Linked DNA regions of Homo sapiens: region 1 is linked to region 2. Evidence: chromatin contacts called from ENCODE Hi-C or POLR2A ChIA-PET data. All regions are on one chromosome and are shown on one strand. The core of a region is the stretch at or near the end of the contact, and the rest is flanking DNA. Distances in the headings are between cores, read along the strand shown. Region 1 holds the start of LRRN2-AS1 (LRRN2 antisense RNA 1). Region 2 overlaps PIK3C2B (phosphatidylinositol-4-phosphate 3-kinase catalytic subunit type 2 beta).

Region 1 (3,654 bases), core at 262-2,761, 130 kb before region 2:
AAAGAAAAGACAAAGAAGAAAGTAGATGCAATTTTCTCCAAAATGTATCCCCTACGAAGGTAGCAGCTTTACCCAGTTTTGAGCATTGTACTTTGCTGGAGTTTAAGATTTCCCAGTTTAGGGCACTGGAAAGTTCGAGTCTCTTTACCTTGAATCAAAAGCATAGCTTATTTCCCACTAGTGATTCTCTTAGAGGTTAATGATGAAGGGGAACAAGCCCTAGACTGAGAGGGGGCAAGAGCTGGTTACCAGACCAAAGGTGTGAATTGGCCATGTGATACTTGATATCACATCTGTTGTTGTAAAGTAAGGGTGTTCAAGAAAGTGATCCTTAAGGCTATAAAAGATATTTTTTTGCACCCCTTGCCCTAAACTTAAAATAAGTGCTCACTCACCTCTCCCTTCTTTTCTCCACTCTTGCAAGGTTTTCCGTGTATGTATGTGTCAGAAATATTGGAGTATCTGCCTAAGCCTAGTAAAACAAAACAAAAATCCATTCTCATCCCCATGATGCTTTCATAATCTTGTCCTTAACCATTTCCCACTGTTCCTCTTCCTCTCCCCAAACCTTTCCCCCTTAGCCTTAGACTTCAGCAGTGGTTCTCAGAATGTGGTTTCTAGGCCGGAAACATCAGCATCACCTGGGAACTTGATAGAAATGCAAATGCTTGGACCGCATGCAGACCTACGTTACTGAAACCTCTGGGTGAGGCCCAACAACCTGTCAAACACCGTCAGACCTGTCAAACTGTTTGCTCAAGTTTGAGAGCCACTGTTCCAGATCAGGGTTCTTAATCTAGGGTCCACAGATGGTTCTAGGAAGTCTAAATGTTTTTTGAATTTGCATATAACATTTTGCACAAGTACATGCCCTTTTTCTGGAGACAAGTTCTCAAAGCAGTCAACTCTTGACTCCAACTACACTATCATTCTGTTTCTTTCTTTCTTTTTTTTTTTCTTTTTGAGACAGTTTTGCTCTTGTCGCCCAGGCTGGAGTGCAATGTCTTGATTTCCACTCACTGCAACCTCCGCCTCCTGGGTTCAAGCGATTCTCCAGTCTCAGCCTCCTGAGTAGCTGGGATTACAGGTGCCCACCACCACGCCCAGCTAATTTTTGTATTCTTAGTAGAGATGGGTTTCACCATGTTGGCCAGGCTGGTCTCAAACTCCTGACCTCAGGTGATCCGCCCACCTCCGGCCTCCCAAAGTGCTGGGATTACAGGTGTGAGCCACCGCACCCGGCCTATCACTCTGTTTCATAAACAACTTCCTGCCTACATCTGCAAACTCTTCTTTCCTCCTCTTCTTTGCCTTAAAAGATACCTGGCTTTCCCTCCAAAGGATCTTGGTGGTCACTTTCCCATACCTCATGTGCTTTCAGGATAGGGTATGGGGCCTCCCCAGTACTGCACTCAGACCCCTATTCTTCCACACTTCCAAATCTCTGCATATATATATATACACATATATATATATACACACACACACACATATATATACACACACATATATATATACACATATATATACCAAATCTCTGCATATATATACACACACATACACACACACACACACACACATATACATATATATATTTAGATCTATACTCCCCTTTACTCCTCCTTTACTGCTGTCATCTGCTGACTTTGCTCACACTTTCCCTTGTTCATTACAGACTTTGGGTTCCTACCTCCTACCAGCTTCCTGGATGATAACAACATCACATGAATGACCCATCTAACACCACGGCCTCGTGGGACCTTAACCACTTCATGTCAAAGAATTTCACCTTCACATACTCCAGCCACTCACTCTGTTAGGCCCTGGGAGCTTGCCCTCATCTGGGATGCTCCACCGTATGCCAGTCAGCTTATGCCAAATTACACTGTGGTAACAAACCCCCAAATCTCAATCGCTTGAATTAACAAAAGCTTGTTCCTTTGTCCCTCGCAGGATAGGTACAGCTATGGTCCCTGTTCTCTTCAGTCTTGGAGACAGGTCAAAGGGAGCAGCCCCCATTTTGGGACACACTAGCCTCACGTGGAGGAAAAAGAGCACTGACTTACCCACACAATGGTCCCTAAGCCTCTGCTCAGAATAGCACAGTTCATTTCCACTTGCATCCCATTGGCCAGCCCGCTGCCAGTGGTGCAGGAAGTGCAATCTTTTCCAAGGCCTGGTAGAGAAAAGCTGCGCAGGTTTTGACAGTAATACATCTACCACAGCCTTTGAAGTCCTATTAGATCTTTCTTCCTCTCTCTCTCTCTCAACATAGCGACCTGTCTTTTCAGCTCCTGGTCCTCTCCTCCTACTGTACTATTCTTCAGTTTCAATCAGCCCCCTCCTGGAAATGACAATAGATAACATTTACTGAACACTTAGTAGGTTCTATCTTGACATCTATTATCTCGTGAGTCATTGAGAGCTTAGAGAAGTTAGCCTGTCTTCACCTCATTCTGTCTTCTAGGTTAGAACCATTACTTCGCCTATGAGGAAAACAGAAGAACCAGATAGAACTGAGAGGCCAGGTCAGGGCCATAAATGTGTGACACCAATCTGCAGGTTGTGTGATGTTTCTCCTGTAGTACGCATTGGCTGGCCTCAGTGGTCCTCAACCAGAGGCCATTCTCCCACTTAAGTAATATTTACCAATGTCTGCGGACATTTTTTATTGTCATAATTAGGGGAGTGCTACTGGCATCTAGGGAGCAGAGGCCAAGAATGCTGCTAAACATCTTAGAACACACAGGACAGCCCCCATCACAGAATTCTTCAATCCAAAATGTCAACAGTCCTGAGGCTGAAAAGCCCTGGTCTGCAAATTGGACAGTCTCAGGCAATTGCCTTGTGGAAATTTTCCTACTCTGTTCTCTCCCCTATTCTCCAGAATACCTGTTCCAGACCTGCTCCACTCTCTTCAAACTCTTATCCCAACCACCATCTCTGCTGTATGGCTGGAGGCTCTGGGAGGCCGGTGGAAGGCGCAGCAGGGCAGACCGGCGGTGCTTGGGCGTAGAAGGGGAGAGCAGTCCGACCGCAGGCGAGCAGCTCAGGGGTCCCCAGTCCGAGCCCCACGACCCTGGGGTGGCAGTGACGCCTGGAGTCGGGCGGGCGTGGCTGGGCCGGGCTCTTGAAGAGGCAGCCAGGCACCACCATTAGTGTCTACGGCCATACCACCCTGAACACGCCAGATCTCGGAAACTAAGCAGGGTCGGGCCTGGTTAGTACTTGGATGGGAGACCGCCTGGGAATACCTGGTGCTGTAGGCTTTTTGGCTCCCTCCCTCCTTTTGTCTCCGAGCTTCCCAACTGCCCCCTGACTCTGCTCCCCCTTTTCCGCCCGCCTGTGTACCCCGCGGTAGCCCAGGACCTCCTCGTGGAGGTCTGCCGCCGCAGCACCGCCAGGCAGCAGCATCCCACCTCTTCCGCCTCACTGCAGCCCCACCAGGAGCTGGCTTCAGCCCTGGCGGGGCAGACCTGGACCTGACCCCGAAAGCGCAGGCGCGGGTTCCCTGCCATCAGGGTGTCTTCCCGTTCCCAGGATGCCCAGGCAATTCAATTCACTCATCTCTCTCTGTCCATGCTTTCAGCGACACTAAACTTTCTAGTTCTTCCCAGATGCCACTGTTTTCTCACCTCAAGACCTTGGCATGTT
Region 2 (3,906 bases), core at 327-2,826:
CTCTTATCTACATTCTCACTAGGTCCCATCAAATACTTTGTCTATGGGGCAATGTATAATGTGGCTTTTGTAATAACTTTTAACTTTCTTGGTCAGACGCTTCCCCCTTGCCAGAACATGGAGTTCCATGATTCAGTCTCCTCATATTTGACAATGTTTTTAGGTACACTGTGTGTGAAAGCAAGGATGTGTTTATCTATGAATGCCTGCAAAATGTGGTCCCTGTAGATAATGTTCTCCACTCTTTTTGGAATTCAGAGAATTAAACTTTCTCTGTTAGGTCTCCTAACACAGGACCTCTCCCGCTGAATTGAAATCTGAGATTGAACAGTGCTTGGTGAGGTTCTATTGTAATGAACCTTGAAATTTTTTGATATTTAGACATTTACACAGAGAGAGTGAGTTCCTAGTTCCTTTCTACCTTGGTTTGATGGTTTTTGGCTCAGGTGGGCAGCCAGGGGAGGAGATAAGACCCTGGGGTTCACATGAGCAAATTGCATGAGATTATTGTGTGCCAGTCATTTGCTTTATGAGGATATGACACAGGAAAATGGTTTGATCTGAGCTGATTGTTAGTCTCAGGAGTCAGGAATATTCCTTGGAACACCCCTGTCGAGGCAGCAGGAATTTGGGTTCATGGTTATATCCTCTTTTCTTATCCTCCTGCCAGGTTGATTGAGTCCAGCCTGGGCAGTGTAGCCACAAAGCTCAATTTTTTCATCCATAATCTGGCTCAGATGAAGTTCACGGGCTCAGATGACCGGCTGACCCTCTCCTTTGCCTCCCGAACACACACTCTCAAGAGCTCTGGCCGAATCAGTGATGTTTTCCTCTGCCGCCATGAGAAGATCTTCCACCCCAACAAAGGCTATGTAAGTGTTTTCTCCAATCTGACCCCCTTTCCTGCTCTCTGCTGACCCTGGCTTGCTGGGATCCTGACTTTTTCCACACTTGCACAGTGGGCACAGGAGTTGACCGAGCGTCCTGTGCTGGGAGCAGTCCTGGACCACTTCCCTCTCCTTTGCTCACGTGATCTGCCTAGAATTGGGTAGCTGAATTGGATGGTTATTCCCTCTGAGTCAAGGATCCTGGCAACATATGTGGGAAGTCTGCTTTTAGATTCCTGTGTATGTGCTATCATCTGTCTCCACTCTTGCTCTCTTCCTTCTGGAATGTGCCCCTCCCCTCAGCACATACATACACTTCCGGACCTTTCCTACACCCTTCACTGGGTGCAGAGGGCTCGGCAGGTACACCCTAAGATCTGGACCTTTGCAGATATATGTGGTAAAGGTGATGCGAGAGAACACTCACGAGGCCACCTACATCCAGCGGACCTTTGAGGAGTTCCAGGAATTACACAATAAGTTGCGGCTGCTCTTCCCTTCTTCCCACTTGCCCAGGTAGCTGCCCCCTTTACTATCTGCACAGAGGGATGTCGGGGAGGGGGAAAGGATACGGGATGGGAGGTGGTCAGGGCTGCAGGGGCAGAAAATACCCTTTTGGACTAAACATCTGCCTGCTTTGCTTGGCCTGGTATGGAGTTTGATGACAAGTGCTCCCCCTGCTGGCCAAGCTCTCCTTGCACGCAAGAGCTCTCACTCCAGGCCCACTGGCCAGAAAGGAAGGCATGGTTGAATCTGATGTTTCAAAATTTCTAATTTTTTAAAGAGTTACACCATTTTTCAAATGGATAAGCAAAATGTCATATGTACATACAGTGGGATATTATTCAGCATTTAAAATGGAGGGAGATTTCGACACGGGTAACAACGTGGATGGACCTTGAGGACATTCTGCTAAGTGAAATAAGCCAGTCACAAAAAAACAAAAACGGCACGATTCCACTTATCTGAGTTACCTGGAGTAGTCAGACTCCTAGAGGCAGAAAGTAGAAAGCTAGTTGCCCAGGTCTGAGGGGAGGTAGGTGTGGTTGTTTAATGGGTACAGAGCTTCAGTTTTGCAAGATGAAAAGAGCTATGAAGTTGGATAGTGGCGATGGTTGCATGACAGTGTGAATATGGTTAATTCCACAGAACTGTACACTTAAAAATGGTTAAGATGGCAAATTTTATGTTACACATATTTTACTGCAATTTTTTTAAAAACTACTTTTCAGGCCGGGCGCAGTGGTTCACGCCTGTAATCCCAGCACTTTGGGAGGCCTAGGTGGGCAGATTGCCTGAGGTCAGGAGTTCGAGAGCAGCCTGGCCAACATGGTGAAACCCCATCTCTACTAAAAATACAAAAATTAGTGTGGTGGCATGCTTTTATAATCCCAGCTACTCAGGAGGCTGAGGCAGGAGAATCGCTTGAACCCGGGAGGCAGAGGTTGCAGTGAGCTGAGATCACGTGACTGCGCTCCAGCCTGGGCGGCAAAGCGAGACTCAGTCTCAAAACAAACAAACAACTTTTTAAATGAATTTTTTGGCCGGGTGCGGTGGCTCATGCCTGTAATCCCAGCACTTTGGCAGGCTGAGGCAGGCAGATCATGAGCTAAGGAGTTTGAGACCAGCCTGGCCAACATGGTGAAACCCCCCTCTACTAAAAATACAAAAATTAGCTGGGTGCGGTGGTGTGTGCCTGTAATCCCAGCTACTGGGGAGGCTGAGGCAGGAGAATCGCTTGAACCCGGGTGGTGGAGGTTGCAGTGAGCCGAGATTGCGCCACTGTACTCCCGCCTGGGTGACAGAGCGAGACTCCATCTCAAAAAAAAAAAAAGGATTTTTACATCGATGGGAGAAACTGAGGGCTCCCGAGCCATTTCTGGGGAGCCACAGGACTCTGGCCTGCTGTTTGGTTTTCTTGTCTGGGGCCCTTGGAAATGTAGTCATGAGATGCTGAGCAGGTGTCAGACCTGGGCACAGATGTGCAGCACAGGAGGAATTGTGAGGGTCCCTAGAAATGGAGGCTGCTGGGAAATGGGTGCTAGGGGACTGGAAACGCAAATGAAATGTGAAAAAAGCCCATTGTGTCCATTTTCTTTCCCCATCTTCACCTCCTGCATCCCCGCTGCCTACGCTGCCACGCCAGCTTCCCTAGTCGCTTCGTGATCGGCCGCTCCCGGGGAGAGGCGGTGGCCGAGCGGCGGAGGGAGGAGCTAAACGGTTACATCTGGCACTTGATCCACGCACCCCCTGAGGTGGCCGAGGTGGGTGGGCTTGCCTCTCCTCCTGGCTGTCCAGGCTGGTGGGGATGGTTGGGGAGGCAGAGGTGGAAGCATCCGGAGGCACTAGGAGTCAGGAACAGGACTTGGCACTTCGGGGTCTGTGGGCTGAATGACCAATGCTCCAGTCTGCAGAAGACAGGAGGAGGGTGGGTCCAGCCTCACAGGGTTATACACAGAAATGCAATTAAACAGAAAGGTGAATGCATCGAGGCACATGGGCTGAGAATGATGAGAATGAGCGGAGCCTCAGAAAGGAAGGCTCCTCTTTGAGGAAAAAGTTTTTTGAGCAGGTTGAGTATGTATTATCAACCTAGATTTTTTTTTAAACAAATAGTAGTATAATGGCCCTAACAAAGTCATGAGGAATCCTATTATTAAATACTTTAACAAATCATCTGCCCCTATTGTCCATGTTCCCTTCCTATTTGTCCATATGCAAGCATGATTTTTACAGTTTTATAGTGGTTATAGCTTAAGTATAACTCTGGATTCTGAGCTTTTTTCCCTTAGCATTTATAGTATACATATGCTATAACTTTAAATATCTGTTCCTTCAGACACCAACTTGCAGTACCATAATCTTAACCATTTTATTTTTGAAAGATATTTAGAGTATGTGTTTTTTTTCCCCATTAATGTTCAAGTGAGTATTTTCACACAGTTTGTTTGTTTTTTGAGACAGGATCTTGCCCTGTCATTCAGTCTGGAGTGCAGTGGCACAATCACAGCTCACTGCA

What was found. Hi-C counts contacts between places; a loop is a spot of excess contacts on that map. ChIA-PET counts read pairs that join two places held with the same protein, here RNA polymerase II (POLR2A). Pooled maps may share reads with other maps.
Region 1: a map of naive thymus-derived CD4-positive, alpha-beta T cell shows a loop between it and region 2 (3-fold over the local background). The contact joins the promoter of LRRN2-AS1 here to the enhancer-like site in region 2. A Hi-C loop is called at or near these places in 3 of 168 maps with a recorded cell type or tissue (CD8-positive, alpha-beta T cell, OCI-LY7 and naive thymus-derived CD4-positive, alpha-beta T cell), 1 of 37 single-sample maps with no recorded cell type and 8 of 50 pooled maps. POLR2A ChIA-PET finds 5 or more read pairs at or near these places in 5 of 52 experiments (B cell, OCI-LY7, PC-9 and 2 more).

What each region holds. Positions count from the first base shown.
Region 1 is chr1:204,562,028-204,565,681 of GRCh38, reverse strand. LRRN2-AS1 (LRRN2 antisense RNA 1) reads right to left here and starts at 1,511. Exons shown (of 13, transcript XR_007066814.1): 1 at 396-1,511. It also overlaps the pseudogene RNA5SP74.
Region 2 is chr1:204,429,166-204,433,071 of GRCh38, reverse strand. It overlaps PIK3C2B (phosphatidylinositol-4-phosphate 3-kinase catalytic subunit type 2 beta), which reads left to right. Exons shown (of 33, transcript NM_001377334.1): 27 at 671-872; 28 at 1,279-1,403; 29 at 3,034-3,151. Among named protein-coding and RNA genes, the nearest start is that of PPP1R15B, 19 kb to the right of the region's middle. RefSeq lists an enhancer at 1,417-1,711. Within about 2 kb of position 1,576, at least 3 of the 41 ENCODE cell types and tissues checked have a DNase peak (open chromatin) inside an H3K27ac peak, as active enhancers do.